Regions from separate parts of the Mus musculus genome. Here all the other regions are linked to region 1. Evidence: chromatin loops called from intact Hi-C (ENCODE). Cell type or tissue: heart. All regions are shown on one strand. Region 1 holds the start of Slc35d1 (solute carrier family 35 (UDP-glucuronic acid/UDP-N-acetylgalactosamine dual transporter), member D1). Region 2 overlaps Mier1 (MEIR1 treanscription regulator). Region 3 holds the start of Oma1 (OMA1 zinc metallopeptidase). Region 4 overlaps Oma1 (OMA1 zinc metallopeptidase). Region 5 overlaps Pde4b (phosphodiesterase 4B, cAMP specific).

Region 1 (5,000 bases):
ACTGGAGAGGAGGCTCAGGCTTAGGAGCACTCGCTGCGGTTTGAGAGGACCCGAGTTTGATTTCCAGAACCCACAGGTGGCTCACAACCATCTGTACCCGGTCCAGGGGATCCAGTGCCCTTCTCTGGATTCCCAAGGGATCCGGCATGCACATGGTACAGACATACATGCAGTCAAGCACACTCATACGCACACACACAGAAAATGGGTTTTTTTTGTTTTGTTTTTTGTTTTGTTTTTTTAAACAAAAGAGGCCTGGATAGGAAGAGCCAAGGAACGGAAGAAGAGTGGGGGAAACAAGTGAGTTACACTTAAAAAAAAAAATATATATATATATATATATATATGTATATATATATATGGAATCTGTTTTCTTTGATAGAAAAGCAGGATGACTGACAGCAATGTTTTCATTTGAAAATGTAATTTAACTACAGAGATCTGGGCTGGGGCGATGGCCCATCTGTTAAGAACACTTGTTGCTTTTGCAGAGAGGGCTGGAGTTTGATTTCCAGGACTCACATGAGGAGGCTCAACACTACTTAACTCCAGCTCTGTGTGTGCCCACTATAAAGTATTCACATACACAAGCACACATGAAGAACAATACATCTTAAAGAACAATAATTACAAAGATTTTTCTGGTAGTAATTCTACCCAGAAAGGTGTAAAATTTACCAACCCACAAATTGACCTTTCAAAACAGAGCAGATTCATATCTCAGATTCATATTCAGCGTAACCTTTACAATCCTATGCAGATTCATAACTCATTGAAAGTAGTCACTGTAGCCTTTGCAACCCTATAACTCCTTCACATATTTCAGCATGGAGATTATTGTGTCAAATAATGTAAAATCTCCCATACATAGTTTTGTAATTAATATTACCGAGATTAAGAAATAGGTCTGAGTACTTAAAATAACAAAAACCATCCTAATTCTAATTACTCATGCTTTAGGGGAGACATGTACCTCTGTAGGCACCAAGTGACAATCTTTGATCACCGGATTCCACAGCCTTTTACAGAGGCCCATTGTAGCCCAGTCATTATCAGGAGTGAGAGAACCCATGGTAGGTAGACCTTGGCCTGTGACGGGCCTTACTAAGTATCTGTTAATTTTTGTAAATATGGTTTTAGGCAGAGAAAAACATTGTTTCCTAGCCCCATAATTTTACATTTATTTCCATTTTGGGTAACTTGGATACATGGGAACAACCGTCAATGTGACTGAATCAGGAAGACAGGCCTTTAGCACAGAGCTCATGCTGCAGACACCAGCCTTCAGTTAGCACTTGCCCTCCTTTGTCCTTCTGTCTCTTCGGCTGTCCATAAGGCCCATGCTGTCCATGGACAGTGGTTTTCACCTCTCCAGGACCAGTGATCAAGGCACCATCTTAGAATCAGAGGGCTTAGGCCTTAACAGAGACACCCGATGGGGCGGTGCTTTTTGATTTTGCATTTCTTATTCTCCAAAACCATCCAGAATGTTTGTTCTCTATAAATGGTCCAGTCACGGGCAATATGTAATGGTAGCACGGACAGAGTAAGACATTCTCTAAAAGCAGTGCACGGGATGGGAAGGGCACAGAGGGAGAGGTCACTTTTTATAAGGCATGAAGGGGATCTCTGGAGACAGGCTCCCCAGAAAACAGGCACCGTTTTGCCCAATATAGAAGGAAAAGTAATAATTCAAGAAGAGATGAGGGAGGGGCATTGTGAAATGGAAGTGAAGAAAGAGAGATGTGAGCCTTGTTGTTGATTTAGCTACAACTCAGGAAAGGGGAAAAGCCAGGCATCTGGAGGTGCGGGCAAAGGAGGTTACCAACAGTCAAGGATGCCATGCTGGCTGCCAGGAATTCCAGTTCTGAGACACGGTACAGGGTGCATGTACCTTGAACACATTGTGTAACTGGCCTAAGCCAGTCACGGATGGGTAAATACTGTGCGATTGCTCATCTGTGTGATATACAGAATAGTCAGATTCACAGAGATTGACAGCACAACACAGGTTACTTGGTTTTGAGGAGGGGAGTAGAGAACAGGAAATGATTGCTTCGTTCCCACAAGAGTTTCCATCTGACACGGTGAATGTTTTGGGGAGGGTGCCTGGTGAGAGTTGCACATCCAAGGATTAAAACAATAAACTGATATTTTTACCACAGTTTAAAAAAAAAAAAAAAGACACTTAAGAAGATGGGAAGTTTGGGGGAATAATTCAAAACTTTCTAAAAGTAGGAATGTAACGTCCTTGCTTCAACAGGTATTCTTTGCTTGTGTGACTGCACTGTGTCAAGAAAACAGAACTGGCTTTACACAACAGAGGTCGTGAGATGAAGGTGCAGAGACCATCGAATCTGCCTAAGAGCACAGGGAATGTTTCAAACAGTCCTAAAACCGGAACAAAGCTTTAGGCTCCAAACACCTTGCACTTTTTACTATTCCAGGAGCGGCTTATTGCAACACTTTCCTCATCCTTGCCTTTTCTGGATATACCAGCTAAAACAAACAAGCAAAAAACAACAAAAAGAATTTCAGAAGCATGAGAGGTCTCACTTTGCAGAATGAAATCTTTGTTTACTGTTGAATCATGTTTGATACTTTGTGTGACCTTTGACCCCTCGGCAAGTGAGGCCAAAAAAAGAGCTTTCGGGATAACTGAGGATGCAACAGGGGCATCACTTCTCTGCCAGCCACACGTTAGAAAGGAGGGAGGTACTTCTAGGCCTGCAGCCCAGCTCCCGCAAAACCCCCATGCTCCCCGCAGGGGGACCCAGCGCGCCTTCGTGCGCAGGCGCAACTCTGTGCTCGCCAGCCCGGCTCAGTGGTCCCCCAGCAGTGTCCCGGCTGCTCCCGGAGCCCATGCCGGGTCCCCAGCCCCGCCGAGCCAGCCCCGGCCCTTCCCTGACCCCGCGAGGCACCATGCCAGGGCAAAGTCCCCGAGGGTGTGAACCCCAGTGTCCCAACCCCTGGGCGGGGACGGGCGGCGGCAGTGCGGGGAGCTGTGGGCAGCACAACCCGCGAAGCCCTGCCGCGAGCCGCCGGGTCCTTCCCGAGCCTCCGCCGCCACGCTAGGCCCGCAATCGCGGAGCCCCGGAGCTCAGGGCCCGCGCCCCGCACCGCCAGGCCCGCTCCCGCAGCCGGGGTCCCGCCACGCCAGGCCCGCGCTCCTCCGCGCCCCGCACCGCCAAGCCCGCTCGGCACCGCGCTCCGCACCGCCAGGCCCAGACCCCCGCCGCCGCGCCGCTCCGCCGCCCCGCTCGCTCGCAGGCCCGTTGCGGCAGCCACCGCCACCGCCGCCGGCGCCACCGCCGCCATGGCGGAAGTCCACAGACGTCAGCATGCTCCGGTTAAAGGAGAAGCCCCCGCGAAATCCTCCACACACAGAGATGAGGAGGAGCTGGGGATGGCGCCGGCCGAAACGCTAACGGTGTTCCTGAAGCTGCTGGCCGCCGGTTTCTACGGCGTGAGCTCCTTCCTCATCGTGGTGGTCAACAAGAGCGTGCTCACCAACTACAGGTGGCCGGGCTGGCGGGCGGCGGCTGCGGCGCGGCGGGCAGGGACGGGGGTTCGAGCCCACCCGGGGATACCCTCGGCCACGCTCCCCGCCGCACTGGCCAGGGCTGGGGGTGAAGGGGGAAGGCACAACGAGGCCGGTGCCCAGGGACTAGCGACCCGCGCGGCTGACAGCCCCGGGACCGGCGCGGCCGCACGCCCACGCGCCGTCGCCGCTGTCACTGAGACTCCGGGGCAGAAGTTTGTATGTGTGTGTCTTGTGTTTCCCCTCAAGAGTCATTTAAAAGATTTAAAACCGTTGACGAGGTCTCCGCGGCTTAACTTTCTGGAAAAATCCGTTGCAGGAAGCTGAAGGGAATTGTAAAAAAAAACAGGACAAGACCAGACAAGTGGTCGCCCTAGGCTACAAAATCTAAGATTTTTTTTTTAATTTTTTGTTTTTTATTGGAGGGGCAGGCATCGCTGTGGGTTGAATCAGAACGCATTTTAAGGCTGACAGTGTGGGAGTTGAATTCCCTGTGCTCTGAGGACGTTCTGGCCGTTTTTAACCCCCTTTTCTTTACCCCTTTTGTAGATTTCCATCCTCGCTATGTGTTGGACTTGGCCAGGTTAGTTGGAATCTCGGGCATCCCGTGGTCTGTGTTGTCAGAAGTTCTGTGTGTGTCTTTCTATGCAGAACAGTGCATCTGTGTGTGTTCTCTGTTTGCAGATGGTGGCCACGGTAGCGGTTCTCTGGGTGGGAAAGACACTCAGAGTAGTCAAGTTTCCTGACTTCGACAGAAATGTACCTCGAAAGGTAAACAAACGTGAGAAAGAAGGGATACTTTATTTTATAAAAAGGAGCCATTCTGTGGCTTAAGGGCGGAAAAAAAAATCAGCGTCTTGAATATTTAAAAATGCAGTCTAGCTCCCACCCTAGTCTCCGAGTGCATATAGCAAAGCTAGAGAAAACAGGCCACAGGGCACCCAAGACGACAACGTCTCTGGAAGATGAAGATAGAAAATCCTTCTCTTCATTAAGGAGTTTCTGGGAACAGATCTGCCCACTCTAGCCACGATCTTCTGCTTCCTTTATTCCCTATTTATTTATTTATTGGAGGTGGTGGTGTTGGGAGTGTTTTCTTTCATATTCTTTTCTATGATTCTGTGAGACTCCATGTGATGCCGAAATGTTTCTGTGTCTCAGACTCGTATAGTACCATATTTTCAAGCAACTGATGTTTCTGTCTCACATGGTTGATTATGTTCATATTTCCATCCCCTCTTCTTCCAAGGATAGTTAATGATGTTTGGAAGTTTAATGGGGGTCAGTCCTGTTTATGGGAGCTAATCTTATGTTTCAAGTGGAAAGAATTTGACTATATAAACAGAGCTGTTTCTCTTTGCTGTGAATGTCTTTATTATTGACATCCCTTGCCCTTTTCACTTTTCCAGACGTTTCCACTACCTCTACTATATTTTGGGAACCAAATCACGGGACTGTT
Region 2 (5,000 bases), 64 kb after region 1:
AGACCTTAATATAAAATCTGAACCTCTGAAACAGCCAGAGGTAAAACACAGGCTAAACCGTTGCATGCACAGGGATAGGTGAAGACTCTCCAATGAAAAAAACAAACCCAAGAAATGGCAAATGGGATTGCATGCAATTAAAAGCTTCTGCCCAGCAAATAAAACTAAGAGTAAAGAAATAACCCACAGAATAGGAGAAAACTTTCACCATCTATTTATCTGAAGTGGATTAATTATTTAGGATATATAATGAACTCTGAAATGGCCAATGAACACCAAGAACTCAGGATTCTTAGCCTTCAGAGAAATTCACACTAAAACTGCTTTCAGACCCCATCGTACCCAAACCAGAATGGCTTACCACAAAATAAACAACAAAATGACTGAGAACAAATTCTGCGTGAGTGTGGGGAGAGGACACTTATGCACTTCTTGACAGGCATGTACAACTGGTAAAACAAGAACGGAGACCAGCATGGAAATTCCACACAACACCAAAGACTGAGCTACAATGTGACCACCTACATAATCCCCAGGTATATACCCAAGGGCTCTAAGTTAGCGCATCACAGAGCTACTTGAATATTCCTGCTTGCTGCTACACTATTCATAACAGCCAAGAAATGGAACAAGCCTAGCTGCTCATGGATATAAAAATATGCACACATACAATGCAATTTTCTCTAGTTATAGAGAAGAATAAAATGAAATTACAACATTGTCAAGAAAATGGAAGTCTTATGTTAACCAAATAAGGCTAACTAAAAAGGAAAATAGTGTTTTCTTACATGTAAAAATCTAAATGCAAATTTGTGTATGTTTAACAGCTAAGAAGTCACCAGCATACAGGTCATGAAAACAAAGCAGGGCACTACTTGGAAGGATGAAGGGGCCAAGAGGAGGCCTGGGAGGTGTCGAGTGAAGAACAGAGTACAGTATGTGTATCAAAAGGCAGTAAGGAAATCCAGAAGTTAAAAAGAAAACAAACAAACATCACCAACAAGGTATTATGGAGCAGATGTGTTGTAAATCCCAGCATTTGGGAGGTAGAAGCAAGAGGATGACGAGTCCAAGGTCATTCCTAGCCATGCTCATTTTTAGCTACAGAGCCAAGTTTGAGGCTATTCTAGGGCATAGAAGACTCTTGTCTTAGAAACAGAGACAAAATAAAAAACCAGAACAGAATAAGCAACTGATCAAACAGACAAAAGCCCTCCAAAATCAAATCATCACAATCCTCACAAGCACCACCACCACCATCATCACCATCACCGTCACCGTCACCGTCCCATCATGGGGATGTGGGCAGGAGTGGGCGGGGCAGTGAACAGAACAGACAGTCCTCACAGGAACAAACAGAAAAGGCCAATTTAAAAGTTCACCTTATTAGTGCAACAACAGTCTAGACTCATTTTCCTCCCAAAACGTCTGAAACTAGGCCAGGGAAAGGAAACTAGGCTACACCAGTACTTAGGTTTTGTACATTAAGACACCACCGTGGCTCTACAGCTATTCATGCAAATGATTGGTTTCCTAAACATCTGAAACTAACGATCAACAAATAGTGCTGCTAAAAATCTTCTTCACTGTTGCACCTTGGAGAGTTATTGGAGTTACGTGTAAGAATAAACATGGTTCAAAGAGAAAAGGCGCGCAGCAGTGCTCTGGAAACAAGGTGGTCAACAGGCTTAGTCTACAAATTTCTCATCATCACAAAAACATCTTTTTGGCACTGATTTTACCTACTATTGATAACACCCTCTCTTATCTAACGTAGATTTTTATTCCCTTTCTTCCGCTCTGCTTAAACTTTTATACTTGGAATCAATTCCAATGTTGACCATTAAAGCAGTAAGGGCTGGAGGAAGGGCATTCAGTGGTTTAGTGTGTAAAGGCCCCAGTTCCTAGTACCCCCACATGGTGGCTCAGTCCAGTTTCAGAAGAGCTGATGCTCTCTCCTGACTTCCTTGGGCACCAGGAACATATCTGGCACACATACAAGTAAAACACTAATCAATATACATTAAGAAAAACACTTTCAATGTTTTGCTTCCTAATGAATGACTTCAAGCAAGTCAGTTTTTAATTTACTGAAACCAAAAGCCAGGATATCTTGGGCGTGTGCTATTACCACTATATAAAATCTTCATTACGTAAGCCCACTATAACAGAACTTAATGGTCAACATTGGAATTGATTCCAAGTATAAAAAGAACAACTTGGTATTTTCACATGGGACCCTCAAAGAATAACTGTCCTCACTCTGCTCACTAGAGCAACTAAGTCCAGCACAGAGCACGTGGGAGAGGACTCTCAAGCCCTGGAACCCTCAGAGGTTCCAAGTCAGCTACTGCGTGTTTAAAGTCCCCCAGGGGGTTGACGTTGTACTTTCAGTTGTGTTCCAGAGGGGCCCCGAGAGGCAATCCATCACAGCTTGGTAGTATGTGCATGCCAGGAATACTAGAAAAAGAAAATGCACCTTTCAACCTGGAAAAATGAATTTTAGAACAAATTCCGGAACATGCAGTCAGTCACTAGCATAAACACAACCTTTTCCCAGAGTGCTCAAAGCATTAGAGTTGGACACACTGGGTGCCACCCTTTGGAGAGTCAATACTCAAAGCTCCAAATTTCTCTTTCACCACTGATGTATGTTTTTCTTTTGTTAAAGATGTAGTTATTTTTGATTGTGTGTGTGTGTGTTTGTGCGCATGCGCACGCTTGCACACACACTTGCATGTTCGTGCAAGTGCCAGTGGAAGCCAAAGGTGTAAGATCTGCTGGACCTAAAATTACTGGTGGTTGTGAGTAACTCAACATGAGTGCTAGGTATTAAATGTGAGTCTCTACAAAAGTAGCCTTGGTTCTTAACTGGTGGGCAATTCATAAGCAGTGCCTGATGCTCCCTTCCACACTCATGATAAATACAACAAAAAGCTTTTGAAAATAATTAAATGCTCAAATCTTCAAGTTATTATGGAGTTCTTGAGGCTCTATACTGTATGACTTACTTAGAGGAGACAGCAGCCATCACGTTAAGCCTGCTGTGATTGATGCCTCTGGAAAATATCACTTTAAGAATGAGTTACGACCAATTAGGACTTAGGTAACTGCAAACAAAATATTTAAATTGGGAAGTAAAATGGCTCATCAGGTAAAGGTCCTTGCCACCAAGCCTGACCATCTGAGTCCAATCCCAAGGTCCTACCTGGGGGAAGGAGAGACTTAGAGTTGTTCTTTGACTTACACACTGTAGCACACTCATATATCACACAAATATTTCCACTGCAAATTTGATGTTAAAAGACATTTTACAATTTCAAAATTACTTTAGGGAGAAATTTGCAACTGACAGCTGCTGGAAGAGAGAAAATGTCTCCCTCAATCAGTGACAGGTTAACTGACACACAGAGCATGCTCCACACCGAGGATCAGTAGTCAGCTCAGACACACTGAGACGCACTGCGATGTGTGTGTCTGCATGTATGTGTACTTCAAAGAGGAAAGTAACATGGAGATGGTTGGACAGGATATGGGAGGAGTTACAGGAAAAGAATATAAAAACACACTGTATGAAATTCTCAAAGAATGAATAAAAACATTATTATTTTTAAAATGTAAACAAACCTTATGACAGATAACAGAAAGTCATAAATAACTGCACTGAATACACAATCTGAGAAGTTGACTATGACTTATAAATGAATTCAATTCTTAAATACTTACAGTTATCATGCCTTGAAAAGTCACCTGGCAAATACATCAGGCAGTATAAGGATTCTTATTCTAATTAGTTGTAAATAAAAAGATTATAGTATTGATCACAGAAACTTTAACACTAAGAAAGTAAACTAAATTTATTCTTGTAAAAAGAGGGCATAAATCTTTACTTACTTTATTAGCCTGAATCAGATGAAAATCTTTTCCATAGGCCTTCAGCCCTTGCTCAAAATTTCTACACTCTTCCTCTGTCCACACAGATAACTCCTCTGACAAAATGAGGGGATAAGAGCAAATTAATATACCAAAAAGAAAATGAAAGCAAAAATGTAACGTTTGACAAAGCAATGAAAGGAGTGGAGTATCTTAGCCTTAAGTGCTAACACTAGTCACTGCAAATGACGCAGGGTTACAAATTCCCGATTTAATACAAATTGGAACAATTTAGTCCTAAACTCTCCAATCTCAAATTTGGACCACTTGTTCCTTCTTCCTTGTTGAGGCAAGGTCTTGCTCTAGCTCCTGCTAGGCCTCCAACCTGTGATGCTTCTACTGTGTGCCACCTCTTAGTGGACCTCCTCAGTTCTTCTCAGCCCAACTAACATTAGCCACCTTTGCATTCCCTCATCTTGGTAAGTTCTTTCTGACTTCGGACTCTACATGGAACTATGTTCTGTCCCTTCTTCACCCTCTTTAAGGAACATAATTGTTACCAGTAAAAATACTTTGTTCTCAGTTTCCTCTCAAATACTCTCCTTAGCTAGGTTACACTACAATTGGCTCTAACAATGCCCTACAACTCTCCTCTGAAGATCAAAACCTATTTTTCAGCTTGCCTCTAGGTTTTCAGGCACCATGTTGGCTGAGACTTAAACGGTTAGGTTCTCAGAGACATAGAGCCTTCAGACTGACTTCAAGTAAACAAATAATCCACTACTGTCATGTCTATAGACACATACAAAATACTCTTAGTGCAATGGCCTAGGGGTCAGGGTTAGAGTAAAAAAGCCACCAGTTTCAACTATAGCCTTATTGCTCATGAGTTACACTTGCCTCAACCACAATACTTTGGCTTAGAGAGCTAAATCTCAGAATTTCACTTAATACTTCTTTACCTGTGCATCTGGGTATGTGCACCACGGTGAGTGCAGAGAGGCCAGCAGACACCTTGAGGGAACTAGTTCTCTCCTTCCTCCGCGGCATGGGCTCTAGCTCTCCAATCCAAGTTATTAGGCTTGAGGCACAACCACTTTTGCCCCTGGGCCATCTCACTAGCCCAG
Region 3 (5,000 bases), 98 kb before region 1:
GGATGTTAACATCCAGAAAAACCAAAGGTCACTTTAAGTCAGCCCTGCCAATCTACCTCACTACCTCAGCCCAGCTCATCCTACTTTTGGGCCCCCGAGTTAGAGATTTTACTATATTGTAACTACCTCACTTTAGTTCACTACCAACCCCTCCTCTAAGGAACCTAAAGCAATCCCTCAGGAAGGCAAATCAAACCAGGTGGGCAGTGGTGGCACATACCATTAATCCCAGCACTCAGGAAGCACAAGCTGGCAGGGATCTCTGTGAGTTCAAGGCCACCCTGGTCTACAGATCGAGTCCCAGGACAGCCAAGCCTACAGGAAGAAACCCTTTCTTTAGAAATGAATTAAGATACATTGCTCTGATCCATAACCAAGATGATATGCTAATCTACAAACAGCAGGACGTGCTACTACCTGCAAGAGCCCTGAAGCTGAGAAGAGCGAGCCTGTACTCTAGCACTTGAGTCACAGAGCTGTTCAAGACAATTTAAAAACAAAACTTCAGTCCAACAGGGTAACAGGAGAAGCAAAGTCCAATGCCAAAAGCAACACTACATAAGACTTCCTATAGAATGTTCCCTGTGCTGTCCACTATGGCAGCCCTGGCGTGTGGCTAGGTGCATATGAGGAGCACAATTTGTACTCTGCTTCATTTTTATTAAAATGAATAAGAGGACAGCTCTGCACAGTGCGGGTTAGTGTGATAGATGCAGGCAAGCTGCAGCAAGGCCAGGCAGATGTGAACAGTCACACAAAGGAGGCCCAACTATATAACAAAATTTGTTTTTTATGTTGCCAAATGTTACAAACGTTTCTGCAAACGCTACAAATTCAGTCTTAATGTGAAATTTACCTATTTTAAAATGTTGCCAACCAAATTAATAAAAGTTGATCATCTTAACCAAACATTCCTGTATCTCATTGGTTAAGGATTGTTTTAGTCATTGATTCATTAATTCATTGATAAATCATTATAGGAATGAATGCTACAAGTCAGACGCCACTCTGTGTAGCAGATAAAAAGCAAAGACAAGACAAAAATGCCTGCCCAATCAGTAAAGCTAGTAAAGACAAACACACGAATAGATACAGATATAAGTCTTATAAAAAGCCTACGTGAAATTCAGGGGGCAGAACGGTGTTTATGAGGAATCCAGTATTTCCTCTTTCTGGGCAATTTAAGTGTTTACAGGGTATGTTACTTTGTGAATCCTAAGCCAAGCAAGCTCTTCTGTAATTTCCACTGGTTATCTGTGAGCTTTTCAATAAACTTCCTAATGTTGCTTCCAGCTTCCCAGTTCCAAAGGCACCTTCTCCAAGCCTCCTTCATCCACTGCTAAATGACAGAACATCTAGTGTATAGATATCCCCCCTCAGAAAATAAACTCTCTTCCAAATGTCATGCACCCTATTCGAACTGCTGGGATCTATCTGCTCATGAGAAAAGTGCTCATTTCAGAGCAGGTGCAAACATATTTAACGTAGTCTACCCATAGAAGGTAAAAACAAAAGCTCCAAACACTAGGTACATAATTAAAATCATTAGCATTTCTAACACTGGCAATCAAGTGCCATCCAGAATAGAAACCGTAGTTGTTAATCCGTAATCACTGATTAATCCTTCAAAAAAAAAATGTTTTTAATGGGGAAAGAAATCTGTTTATACATTTTCAAAGAGCCAGTCACTACACTACACAGCACCTAAGAAGAACTGGGACTGACGTGTGCTCTTCAAAGAACTGTGGCAGGCCAACAAACATAGCTGGCAGACTTGTAGGATTAGGAAATTAATGATGTGAGAAAATTACACAATTTGGATTGCTAGCCTCTAAGAACATTTCAAACCCTTAGTTCTTCAAGTGCCATCTCAGAATGAGCAAGTAGTGCGCACTCACTCGCACTCACTGCTGATGGCTAGGAGACAGTTTTAACAACTCTTACTGAAAACTACAATTTCTTCTCTAGTTTCTATGGAAACAGCTGTCAGATTGGCAAAAATAGGACATGCACTTTAAAATAATCATTCCAGCTAAGTACACATGATGGACAGCTTCTTAAAAAAAAAAAAAAAAAAAAAAAGTAAGTTATCAGGGTTGGCTCTTAAGCTTCCAAATGTCACACCGCACCCCTGCATCTTGGCTCGGGATGATGCCTATGAAGTTAAATCCTTTTAAGAGGGCTCCAAGACCTTGAGAGACGCTAGGAGGCGATGAACTCCTAAATTCCAAATGTGGGGTTTTCATCTGCTGGGACTAACATTTCTGGCGGAGGTTTGCCCCAGCACAGTTGCTCCCCGTCACACCGCGAGTGCTAAGTATTATAACAAGTGATCCTTGAATACAAGTTTTTGAGGAAACCAATGAGCTCCCTGGAACTGCTCCGACTGCGCTAATGCTGCGAGCTGGGGCAGGAGAGCATGTGTCGCTCTGCACAAGGACGAGCGGCGAGGCGGAGGGGAGACCCGCACAGGCCAGACCGGCAACGCCTGGAGGAAGCGCCGCTTAGGAGGAAGCCACCACCCGAGGCGGGAGGCAAACTTCCAGAAAGCTCCACCCACCGAGCCGTTCGCCTCGTCCGGCACGGCCTAGGCCCACCGCGGTCCCCGAATCCCCCGGGCCCCGCTCCCCTCTCCGCCCTCCCCGCCCCGCTCTGGAAGAACGCCGAGCCGTCACCGTGAGCGCGCACTGAAGCCACAGCCCGAGCGGAATCCAACAGCCGGCTCCGCGCAGGCGCACACCTTTCCCAAGCCCCGCCCCCTCACTTCCTGCCCTGGGGACCTCTCCGGCGCTTTTTGCTCCGCCCTTGTGAGAGCCAAGTCCGTTTCCCCAGTCCCAGTCCTGGCCGGCTGCGGCTGTACGGACTGTGGCGCCGTCTCGCCCCCGTGTGGTGGGAGGAGGATAGCCCAGATTTAAGCTACCTGCCAGGAACTCTACACCTCCTTGGTACTTGGCATGGCTGTGTTGGATCCATGCAAAACCGTGCCTGCTGTAGTTTCTACACCAGTTCTGCCAAAAGGAAAGCGATTCCAGGGGCTGCTGGAGAACTATGATGCCTTGACTTGAAGCTGCACTGATCATTCTGATCGTAGGTATAACATTAACTCCAGCATCCCGATTACTTACTAACAATCATCCCTCAGTCCTAGATAAAGGTGCATAAAAATAAGACTAAATATGAAAGACTGTTTCACCATGATCGCTCTAGGACACCAGACTTATAAGTGGTCAGCAGTATTCATGACAACAGCTCCTGGAGTGTCCTAAGACCAGATTTCATTGTGGGAATGTTTTACAAAGGAGTGTGAATACTGGCAGGCATGATTCTGTGGGAGCTGCAGCTACCCACCAGAGCCAAAAAAAAAAAAGATGCTTTGTGATTATATGAATTATTCTGGTTTTCTAATAGGCTACCTAAGACACACATTAAAGATAAAAATACTATTTATGTATTCAACTATTTATGTATTCAACAAATATTTATCTAATGTGTGACAGACACTTCATGGTGGTGATCAATATCATATGGTTACTGCAAGGAAGACATCATGAAGCAGGGATTGACAAAGGTGGACAGAGAGCATGACTACACTGAAGGTTTAGGCGTATTCAATCCATCACATCCGCTAGATGGGCTGTGGAAATATTTATAAGCAGTCATAGAGTGAACATGGTTCTACAACCCAATGGGAGCTGGGAACATAACTAGCAGAGTCACCAGTAAGGAAGAGATGAGTCAGACCTTGGGTACCATTGAGGAAAGGGGTAGATGGGTTAAGAGAAAATAGAAGTTGGGAGACAGAACCCTAGAGAACTTAAACATTTTAAAACTCAAACGAGGGCATGGTGGTTTATCTCTTCAGTTCTACCATTTAAGAGGCTGAAACCAGAAGATGACTTTGAATTCAAAACCAGGTTGGCAGATTCCATGGTCAATCCCAGGTCAGCATGGTCTACAGAGTAAGACTCTGTCTTAAAACCTAAAAAAACAAAAACAACAAAAAACAACAACAACAACACAACAAAAGTAAGAAGAGAATTAGATAGATAGAGAAAGCCAAAAGGAAGGGAAGGGGGTTGGGGTGAGTATTCAGTATGCTATAATTAATGGTAACTTACCAATACTTAACTTCATTTAAAGATAGTGATATTTTTCTGGGTATAGTGACACACCCTTCTAGTCCCAGCTCGTGGAAGACTGGGGCAGGAGAAGATCAATGATAACTGGCTGAGACATTTTATGAGCCATTTACATAGTGCCTGCCAGCCCCCTCATTTATATGTTAGACATGTAGACATGTTTTGTTTCTTACATGTAGTTCTTGGTCATGGATGAAAATGAGGTTCCAGTCTCTGACATTGGTCACTTCCTTTTTTTCAATATTTATTTCCTTACATAAGTGTTTTGTACGTGTGTAAGTCTGCACACCGGAAGAAGGCATCAACGATGAATTGCTATGTGGTTGCTTGGAATTGAACTCGGGACTTCTGGAAGAGCAGCTGTGCTCTTAACCACTGAGCCATCTATCAAGCCCTGACATTGGTCACTTTCATATGCTTATCTTTCTTAAAGGACTTCAGCTCTGTATTTTTGTTGGTGGTTTTGGTTTTTTATAATATAAGATTTCTGTTATTTGAGAATTTCATATATGCCTATAATGTATTTCTATTATATTCCAGGATGACCCCATATTCCCTTCACAATTTCGTGCCCTCTTTTTTTTTTTCAGTAACCCACTGAGTTTAATTAATGTGGCCCATACACACATGTGGGGTGGGAAACCCAATGAGTGATTGACCTACCAGAGAACACCCTCTACCACCACCTCCCCAGTGGGGAGGGGAACCCCCTCCTCCAGCAGCCGTCAATAGCTCCCATGCAGAGTCAGTGGTCTTCATCTGAGCCCCTTCCACTCCATGCTGGACCATTGACTGGCTTGGTCTTCTGCAAGTCTTACACAGGCTCCCACAGCTGCTGTAAATACAATGGTCCTGTCATAT
Region 4 (5,000 bases), 130 kb before region 1:
ATCAGTTTACAGAGCAGATGAGGAGAGTGAGGGACTGAGTCACAATCTGAACTCCAATAGCCAGGTGCCAGTTAGTGCCCTAGACCAACAATTCAGTCTCTGAGACCACCAAATACACCCTCTGAAACTTAATGTGCAGATCATCAGAATGAAAAGCAGCCAGTCTAGAACCCAGAACACATGTCTCTGTCCTTCTTTCCCAGAGTAGCCAGGTGCCTATGATAATTATAAGATGCTATGTCTAGTCATAAGAGATAGTGTTATAAATTCATAAATAACAAAGGATATAGTTAAATCCAGAGTATAATAACAATATGCATGAATATGCAGTAAAAGACATTAATTGATAATGAATCTCTTTTATTTGATTATAAACTCAACAGGGTATGATATCCATAAGGCATACAGTACTATAATAACCATCCTTAAAACCTGTACATTTCCCAACACCAACACACCAGAGAAAGACCAAGCTGAGACTACATCTATCTCACCTATGACCAAAATGGTCACTACCAAGTACAAACTGAAAGGGGCTCTGAACTCTTAGCCATCACCCCTTCAAAAGGAAAAGCCTGAGATTAGCATGGAGTCTTTTTTGAAGGCCAGTAGCATTGTGCATCTGAACCAGATGTTCTAGCATCCTCTCTGTATCCCACACAGACGTGTCAGAGGCAGGTCAATAACCTGACAGTACTACAAAGGACTGTTACAGAATGGCCAAGAGCTGGGAAAATACGCTAAGAATGGTATGATATTTAAAGGGAACAAAACATGTATAAGAACAGGCATCTTTTAGAGGTGATGCTTCCAGCAGCTTGGAAGAAAGAAGGTCCGCATCCCACAGGAATGCACCTCCTCTCGGAGCAGGGAGAAACCCACCATCAGTGAGAGATGCCCATGTCATTTAACTTCTCTTTTGTCGAGTTTCATTTGTAAAACCAAGAATGTAACAGTGCCTGTCCCTCAAGGCTGAAATGAAAAGTACAAGAATTACTACATGTAACCCACTTAGGACAGGACCCACACATAAACATTACTGAGACTAACTGTAAACAGCATGGCCAGCGTCACCTGAGCAGTCCTTCTCCGTGCATGGGCTCAGGTGTCCCCGTCCTGAAGGCATGCCTGCACTGTCCTCAGCATCTCCCGGAAGCAAGCTCCCTTCATCTGCACACACAGCCTCAGCCTGTCCCAGTGTATCTCCTGTCTACAGTCACTCTTCTTCTGTAAGTCACTTGTCCTTTACAAGTTTTTCCAGTCAATAATTTAAAACTGCTCTTCTCTGATCAAACGTGATATAAAAACTTACTTGTAGCTGAGTCATTCTCAGGATTTGTCAATAGAAATTGTTACTTATCAGTAACACCTAGTGTGTGCCAGCACAGAGGAGAAATGGGTTGTTATTTCATGGTTCGGTAACTGCAAGTCCTTGCCTACATCTTCTGTATCGTCTGCCTGCCACTGTGCCGGTTCACCGGTCAGTACCGATGGTAAAGTTCTGGATGAATTTTACACACACTTCTTTTCTGTCTCTTGTAGTCTTATTGAGTCATAAGACTCAGTGCTCAATGCAAATCCAACAACGAATAATCAAGTTAATCCTCATTTTCTGGGGAGAATAGATTCAAAACAAAACTTGGGCACAGCGTGTGTGTTGTGGAAGTTACTATATAACATGTCTCTGGAACAAGACTTTTCTTTGTTTGCTGTTGATTCATTCTTAAATGAGTAATCTAAGAACCTAGGCACTCATCCAAGTACAACAAAAAGGCGTTCGCTGTGATGAAGACTCAGCACTAACCTGGAAGACAAGGGTCAGGAGTCTTGCTACTAACGAAGTATGCTATTAGGTAAATCACATCACCACTTTGGACTCTAGTTTCCCTGCCTGTAAAAGGAGAAGTTGAGTTAAGTTAGCTCCAGTTTTCCTCCCTGGGCCCAACACTTATGGTTCTATAACCTACTGTTTTTGTTTGTTTGTTTGTTTGTTTGTTTTGTTTTTGGTTTTTTGTCACCTTCCTCATCTGTGAATGTGAGTAGAGGAACTCAATTGGATTTTTTTTCCTTTTTTAAAAATATTTTATTAGGTATTTTCCTCATTTTCATTTCCAATGTTATACCAAAAGTCCCCCATGCCCTCCCCCCCACTCCCCTACCCACCCACTCCCACTTTTTGGCCCTGGCGTTCCCCTGTACTTAGGCATATAAAGTTTGTAAGACCAAGGGGCCTCTCTTCCCAATGATAGCCGACTAGGCCATCTTCTGCTACATATGCAGCTAGAAACACGAGCTCTGGGGTACTGGTTAGTTCATATTGTTGTTCTACCTATAGGGTTGCAGATCCCTTTAGCTCCTTGGGTATTTTCTCTAGCTCTTCCATTGGGGGCCCTGTGATCCATCCAATAGCTGACTGTGAGCATACAGGAGTCTTAAACTTTTGGGTTCTTATTTCTGTGATAAAGGGGATTCTGCTATTACCCACTTTACTCACTAGATGGTGCTATGAGCACAGTTATCTCAGGTCACTAGCAGAAAACAGTAATGCTTCCAGAAGGATCCTTAGCAATTCTGGGGCTGGACAATCTCTCCCAGGGAGGGCTCTCAAACCACTCTTGTGTATTTATCATCCTTACCTCCCACCCACTAAACAAATAACACATCCACGCCTCCCCAGTCTCCGTAATAATCAAAAGCAATCACACATAATGCCCTCCAAGGAGCCTGCCCCCAATTTAGAAGCATTAAAAGAAAATTAGCTTTCTCTTTTTAGATTTCAGTACGGATACTCAGAAATGAATATAGATGGTTTGGTTGCTTGTGAAATTAAAAAATACAGTCATTTCTACAAATGACTGCCAAGTGTCAAAATTTCCTCACAATGACAAATGAATATACATATCAAAAAAATCAAACAGTCAAATATCCTTTGCCCAGCTGATTTGAACTGTTTATTCTATGCTCAGTCCACAGTAGACTTACAAGTTAATCACTAATTCTAAATTAAGCATTCTGATCATTTTCATAATGATAACTCACAGCTCTCCCAAATAAAAACGTAAGCATATAAAACTGACATCTTCACAGCAACAGCAGAGCCGAGGCACAAAGTATCTTAAGGAGACAGAGCCTGTTTGAAGAAATGCTTACATGTTACTTATGGAATTTTCTATATTCTGTTTGCTCCTTGGCCTCAGATCTGTGAGCAACAGATCTACCTCACAGAAAGGTCCCCTTAACCACACTCACAAGTTCCATGCAGAATTGTAATGACAACTTAGAGCAGTCAGGCCGACTATGTAAGGTGTGGGTGTCTGTCCCTGGGTCAGCACATTTGCTCTCTCACAGGTGGGTAACAAAGGAAGCTAAGCTACAAATCATAACTATAGACAAATCTTAGCATAATTTGGCACTCTGATGGGAACTGCAGGCCAGGGTTGGGGAGTTAGCTCAACGCTAGAGAGTTTCTTGTCTCACAGCATGAGACACCTGAATCCACACATACACACAAGCATCTGATCAGTAAACATCCAAAAGATGCAGGGTACGGGGTACCCATCGCAAACAGGAATCAAGCCCACGACACCAAAGGGAACACTGCAAGCAGGAGCATCATCATCCTCTTTTCAGACAGGACACAGAGAGGGTAAGTAACCTGCCTGCCTGTGGTCTGTGGTCGCATGTAAGAAATCAGAGTTCCAAGATCTCTGTGACACCCTGCGTCTCCATCTGTGAGCTCAGTCAAGGCTTAGTCTTTAAGACCACTAACAAAGTCTCTGCCTACCTTTTCCGTCCCATCTTTCCATGGACACTCCTGAACTGTCTATATTTCAGCCACAGAGAGATATTAATTCCAGGACAGGCCCTGTTTTCCTCACCTTTAAGCAAACTATTTTCTGTACCAAATCTTCCCTGAGACCACCCCCAGCACCACACTAGGATAATCCTTAGTTATCTCAAAGAGCTGTGTTTTAAATGAGTCTTTCTCGGTCCCTTTCCTGGGCTGTCATTCAAACGTGGATACAAGTACTATCATTCTGCTGCATTCTTTCATGGGATGAACCTGCCTGTGTGTCTTTACCACAGTGCTCCAAACTTTGTTAAAATTATTAACCAGTTATATCTGTGTCCTACTGACATTGTGACTTCCAGTTACTTGGTAGACAGCAAGGTGTACAACAAATACATATTCAGTTAATAAATGAAAACCATATGATAAAGGAGGGCAACCATGCGGAACTGGGTAAGACGGCAAAAGAAAACAAAAGCCATCAGAATTAGAAGCCTGTCAGCCCAGATGCCCTGGAGAAGTCCAGAGGCCAATGCTGGCTCACCAGACCTGCTTCATCATGTGTAGCTGGGTGGGGCGTGAAGTGAGAGGCAGTCAGAATGCAGTCAATGAAAGCTATAATAGAGTTGTAGCAGAAGTTCATTCTGGTAAAAGATGCTAACAGTGGACGTGGAAACACAATGAGACATATTTTATACATGGAATTGCCAGGACTTGGTGAAAGATCAGATGCAAATCTTAAATGAGCAAGAATGACAACCGATTGTAGGCATTTAAAACAGCAACTGAATACAAGATGGAACATTTGTCAGAAAAAAAAAAAAGTATCAGAAATAGGTAGGTAAAACTCCAAGATTCAGTATTGAATACCTCCACCTGAGAGCCTTGTTGACTAGGGAAAGCAGAAGCCTAGTGCTCTAGGAACTCAAATTGCATTGACTGAACGAGAAATGTCCAAAGCACCATCACCCAGGTAGGGAAAACTGCTGATGCAGAAAAGCAAAAATAACTACTGTGCTCACGATCAAACAGCTAACCAGCAGAGCAGAGTCCATATGTGGGTGGTCTAGCTCAGCTGCCACGCTGATATCAGGGCTCTCCACACCACCGGTGCCTAACAATAAACGCAGGGGTAACCGCATAAAGTTCAGGGGCTGGAGAGATGGCTCAGCAGCTAAGAGCACCGACTGCTCTTCCAGAGGTCCTGAGT
Region 5 (5,000 bases), 720 kb after region 1:
TTGAACAGTGATAAGAACCAGAAAGGGAACTGGCAAGCAGTAAGCATTCTTTATGTGATTGGCTGTTGTGTGTTGGCAAGCAGTAAGCATTCTTTATGTGATTGGCCGCTGTGTGCACTGGTACATTTACTATTGGCCGTGCAGCTGTGAGGCAAGCACATCGCAGGTGCTATCAAGTCAGTAGCCGCTACCTAGCACTTAGCTGGGCCTCTTTGCTCCCCAAGATCTGTGCTTTTGACACAATACTTGTGATTTTATGATGGCATATGATGACCCAGTTGGCAAAGCAAATTATGCAGAAGCCACAATCTTGCAAATAAAAACGTAATGAAGGAGATCGAAAAATGCACACAAACACAGAAAGAAATACACACAGTGGGTACTGAGTGGGAGCATGAATGAAATACTGAATACCAAAAGAGAGATTAACTCTAGATTAGTGGAAGTAAGAAGGGCTTGGCTGAGTCAGTAGTGTCTGAGATGGGCTTTTAGAGGCAGGGGTGTACTCGGTAAGAAGGCAGAGAGGATAGATGCTACTAATGAGAGAAATGGTTACGGCAGAGAGTTTCACATGGAAAAACAGTGAATAAAATCATTGGCGGCTATAGGAAAACATTTACTGTAGGCATGTGTAGAGAATAAGGTTGAAAGCCTATGATGTTGTGATTAACTTCACAGGACCAGGTAAGCCAGGGAGGGAGTTCAGTGAAGGGTGGGGGGGGGGGGGTGGTGGTGGTGAGATAGACAAGCCAAGAATGTGTTTTTTAAAAAATAAAATAAAAAACGTCGTGGTTGCTGAGGGGCAGGACTTCAGGGAGAGCCCTGGGAGCACCGCTGAGAGGGTTACTGGCAATGAGAAAGAGGAGATGCGGCCAAGAAGGGAACAGGAAATGATGCATTGAAGAGACGCCAGGGATCTTGTTAGAATTCAGCATTTGCTTGCATAAGGAAATAGTATTTTCAAAAAAAAAAAAAAAAAAGAGCATCTGAGAAAATAGTCATGAGAAAAACAAAAAAAAAAAGTGCAGAGGACTTGGGAATTTTCATGGGACCCATGGAGCTTTAGGGTACATGCTGAGTTTAAGGTGATCAGGGTCACCCAGGTGGCACTACGGACTAGGATGGTGGTGTTAACAAGGGATTGATACTACAGAGTTAGGCTTCGCCAAGGCGGGAGGGAGAGCTATGGTGGGGGGATGACTTTGTTCATGGCAGTATCTGTAGTTAAGGAGGCCAGAGGAGAGGCTCAGGGGTTTCAGAAAGGGACTAAAAGCAGAGAGAATAAAAATGGAGTCAGAAATGATTGTTAGAAATGGCATGTGGTAACTTGCACCCCAACTGCCTGCATTTTCATATGGCAAACGTCCAGATGGGTGAAAGATCTTCCTGTCCAGATTTTCGAGATAAAGCTGACATAGTTCATAATATGCAAGGGTGAGTTGGAGCCCAGGGAAATTGATTCAGAGTTATGCAGATCTTCAGTGACCCTGGATATCTGGTGTTTAATTACGGAATGGAAGTCAAGTCATTTAGGGAGACAGACAGTGCAACACACACTGAGCTGGGTGTCAAATCATCCAATAAGACACAGGCATATCAACTCACATGGAGCTGATGTGGGGCAAGTGATCTGGAGAGGGAGTATGACTATAGAAATTCACAATTAAAGAGGGTGCACAGCACAGCACAGCACAGCACAGCACAGCGCAGCTCAGCACAGCACACTACAGCACAGCACAGCACAGCACAGCGCAGCACAGCACAGCACAGCACAGCGCAGCACAGCCCAGCGTAGCCCAGCGCAGCCCAGCGCAGCCCAGCGCAGCCCACCGCAGCCCAGCACAGCCCAGCCCAGCACAGCACAGCACAGCACAGCACAGCACAGCACAGCACAGCACAGCACAGCACAGCACAGCACAGCACAGCTCAGTACAACACAGCACAGCTCAGTACAACACAGCACAACACAGCATAACATAGCATAGCCCAGCCCAGCCCAGCCCAGCCCAGCCCAGCCCAGCCCAGCCCAGCCCAGCCCAGCGCAGCGCAGCCCAGCGCAGCCCAGCGCAGCCCAGCGCAGCCCAGCACAGCACAGCACAGCTCAGCACAGCACAGCACAGCACAGCACAGCTCAGCACAGCTCAGTACAACACAGCACAACACAGCATAACACAGCATAGCCCAGCCCAGCCCAGCCCAGCCCAGCCCAGCCCAGCGCAGCGTAGCACAGCACAGCACAGCTCAGCACAGCACAGCACAGCACAGCACAGCACAGCACAGCACACACAGCACAGCGCAGTGCAGCGCAGCGCAGCACAGCACAGGGCAGCACAGCACAGCACACACAGCACACACAGCACAGCACAGCACAGCACAGCACAGCACAGCACAGCACAGCACAGCACAGCACAGCACAGCTCAGCACAGCACAGCACACACAGCACACACAGCACAGCACAGCACAGCACAGCACAGCACAGCACAGCACAGCTCAGCACAGCACAGCACAGCACAGCACAGCACAGCACAGCACAGCTCAGCGCAGCTCAGCACAGCTCAGTACAACACAGCACAACACAGCACAGCACAGCATCAGCAAAGCTTTCCCAGGGGACTTCCTTTTGGAGTTCTGACAGCAGGATATTCAGAAACTTTGCGGGGAGGGAGGAGGTATATTGGCAGATCACCTGCACTGGCTCTGTAAGATCGTTAGAGTGACTAACCTAATGCTGTAGGTCAAATAATAGCCAATAGAGATATAAGCAGATGTAGAGCAAGTATCAAGGAAGAAACTAAGTAAAATGAAACAAACAAACAAAAAATCTAGATTACAAAACTATTTTGAAATCATAATATGTTATTTTGTAAGTTAAGAATAGACTTCAATTGCAATAGAAAAATATTTGACTATGGAAACTGATTGATTGATTGATCGATTGACTGGTTGATTTCCCAGCTCACTGGAGAAAGCAGTTTAAGCATCTCAACAGCAAAGTGGAATTTTCAGAACTGTTACACAAGCACCCTCTAGTGACAGAATTGGAACATTACACCCTTACAAACTAACTTGAGGACTCCCAAGTATGGAATGACATCTTGCAATTGGATCTTGGAATTGAGTGTGTAGGTCATATCTTAACCATGAAATGGCTTTTTAAAATGCAATAAAAAATGCTGATTCTTACCACCATACTCTGAGTTTTAACTTACTCCCCATTTCTCTGTTTCATTACAATATGTGGAATTGTCTTGCACTAATAGTTGCCTTGAGCCTGTCTTCTACAGATTAGAACTGCAGTCATTGGAAGCACACCTACTGCCTCTGGCCAGTGTTGTCTTGTTTCTAAGATAGTATTATCATCCATGAGAGTTAAACAAGCTGTGTCTTAACTTCTTCATCTGCATACGGGGTTCTGTGAGCAATGAGGTAGCCCTCAGTAGTGGATCTTTATTATGGTAATTAGGCAGTTGCCTGCCTGTCTTCTGCCTCTTTAAGATTTGTATGACTGGCCCTATTGCAGTCTGTACAACTTATGTTTCTATTGTATAGTATAGTTACAAAATGCTTTCACGGACATTGCTGTGTGTAACAGACGGAAGAGCCTAATCGTTAATGAACGATGTTAATTCCAGATGCAGCATGCTGGCCCGGTGGAAAGCTTTTCTCTGCCTCATCCCACAAGCATCCACTAAGCCCTGTCAGGCAATTTGCAAATATTTATTAATTGCCCACCAAGCCTTCACTGCTGTCAGTCCATGCTCTTGAGATTATATGCACAGGAGGCCACAGTTGCCCCTAGCTGCTTGCTTAGTTAGGTTCTCTAGTGTTGTCTTTCTTTCTGAAGGTGTTAATGCTACTAACTCTCAAGCTCCTGAGATGGTTTGCAAACCAGACACCTCTTGATGGTCTCCCTACAGGATGTTTTGAAGCACTGCTCACCTGCAGCTCGCAAAACAGCTCATAGGCCTTTCACTACAAGGGGGCTGTTGCCTCACCGGCCTCAGCCCTCCCTCCACAGTCCTTCTAGCTAGAAAGCTAGGTAGAGCAGCCTTCTCCAGCCTACCCTCCAGCCTACCTAGTCTTTTTACTTCAGCCGAATCTCCTCCAATAGGCCGTTCACCCAGCCTAGCCAGGCTTTCTAAAGTGCTGTACAAGCCTCTCTAGTGTTGTCTTTCTTTCTGAAGGTGTTAATGCTACTAACTGACTTATATATCCTTTAGGTTTATGAAGGCACAGGAAGTGTCTTATTTATTCACAAAATGTTTATATTTAAGTACATACTCACTAAAAGAAAGAGTGAACATGTTAATAGCTGGAAGGTAGGCATATCATTGATAAATCTAGGGCCTTGTTTAGTTTAAATCCCATGTCTTTGGATTGGATTCCCATCTGAATTTCTGGGGTTCAAGCCTGGCTTCTTACTCCATGTCCCATGCTTTCATCCTTATCTGCATAAACAAAACAGAACAAAAACGTGCTCCTACCACACCGAGGCTGCGGAGACTAAATGAATGGACATATGTAAAGTACTTTAGCATATGGCATACATACCGGCAATGTTTCATCAGCGTATGGTTTTACTTACAGATAATTTAGACCATAAGGGAGACCCCACATCTTAACAGTCATGGCAATCAACTGAAACAGCTGTGGCTCTAACTTGAGTCTTTGATACCCCATTGTACTCTTTGCCCCTCCATCAATAAACAGGTCTTAAATTTAAGTGGCCTACCACTTTTACTTTTTATCCTGGATTTTAGGTGCTATTTCCCTCTAGAACATACATACGCCTTTGTACGTGGTAGCTTCTGAAAGGTCCCTGGTTGAGCCTTTGCACATGGGATGATCAGATGAAAAAAATACGGCTCCCCCCCCCCTTCCGCCCCCCTGTGGTTTTGCAGGTGGGCTTTGAATCTCATTGTGGAGAGAGCAAATTTCTGCCATAGTTTTCTGGAAGAAAAACCGCCCCTGCTAATTTCCAGTAATTTGTGTTTCCACT

The links. Hi-C counts contacts between places; a loop is a spot of excess contacts. Peaks named below come from ENCODE experiments on the same cell type or tissue, not always from the same donor. Only the 100,000 strongest peaks of a DNase experiment are listed, where the experiment ranks them.
Region 2: it touches region 1 in a loop (2.6-fold over the local background); 2 of 42 quality-filtered maps call a loop at or near these places.
Region 3: a loop joins it to region 1, with 8 times the contacts of the local background. A loop is called at or near these places in 14 of 42 quality-filtered maps.
Region 4: a loop joins it to region 1, with 8 times the contacts of the local background. A loop is called at or near these places in 7 of 42 quality-filtered maps.
Region 5: a loop joins it to region 1, with 2.8 times the contacts of the local background. A loop is called at or near these places in 2 of 42 quality-filtered maps.

What each region holds. Positions count from the first base shown.
Region 1 is chr4:103,213,183-103,218,182 of GRCm38, reverse strand. Slc35d1 (solute carrier family 35 (UDP-glucuronic acid/UDP-N-acetylgalactosamine dual transporter), member D1) reads left to right here and starts at 3,007. Exons shown (of 12, transcript NM_001356276.1): 1 at 3,007-3,519; 2 at 4,091-4,124; 3 at 4,226-4,312; 4 at 4,951-5,000. The coding sequence starts at 3,317. It overlaps Gm46864 (a long non-coding RNA gene), which reads right to left and starts at 3,240. Exons shown (of 3, transcript XR_001784379.1): 1 at 3,186-3,240. In heart, a CTCF peak has its summit at 2,748; DNase peaks (open chromatin) are centred at 2,902 and 3,342; H3K4me3 peaks cover 2,491 bases; H3K27ac peaks cover 2,166 bases.
Region 2 is chr4:103,149,523-103,154,522 of GRCm38, reverse strand. Mier1 (MEIR1 treanscription regulator) reads right to left here. Exons shown (of 13, transcript NM_001039081.2): 10 at 3,895-3,989. Among named protein-coding and RNA genes, the nearest start is that of Mier1, 33 kb to the right of the region's middle. In heart, no CTCF peak of the experiment used is centred here; no DNase peak of the experiment used is centred here.
Region 3 is chr4:103,311,559-103,316,558 of GRCm38, reverse strand. It overlaps Oma1 (OMA1 zinc metallopeptidase), which reads right to left and starts at 2,713. Exons shown (of 9, transcript NM_025909.3): 1 at 2,676-2,713. 4930456L15Rik (RIKEN cDNA 4930456L15 gene) reads right to left here. Exons shown (of 4, transcript NR_045887.1): 4 at 4,727-4,974. It overlaps Gm36523 (a long non-coding RNA gene), which reads left to right and starts at 2,837. Exons shown (of 6, transcript XR_867961.2): 1 at 2,837-3,087; 2 at 4,401-5,000. In heart, CTCF peaks have their summits at 2,200 and 2,890; a DNase peak (open chromatin) is centred at 2,758; H3K4me3 peaks cover 1,395 bases; H3K27ac peaks cover 896 bases.
Region 4 is chr4:103,343,815-103,348,814 of GRCm38, reverse strand. All of the region lies in intron 7 of Oma1 (OMA1 zinc metallopeptidase), which reads right to left. Among named protein-coding and RNA genes, the nearest start is that of Oma1, 32 kb to the right of the region's middle. In heart, a CTCF peak has its summit at 2,489; no DNase peak of the experiment used is centred here.
Region 5 is chr4:102,491,556-102,496,555 of GRCm38, reverse strand. All of the region lies in intron 2 of Pde4b (phosphodiesterase 4B, cAMP specific), which reads right to left. Among named protein-coding and RNA genes, the nearest start is that of Gm52668, 21 kb to the left of the region's middle. In heart, a CTCF peak has its summit at 3,031; a DNase peak (open chromatin) is centred at 875.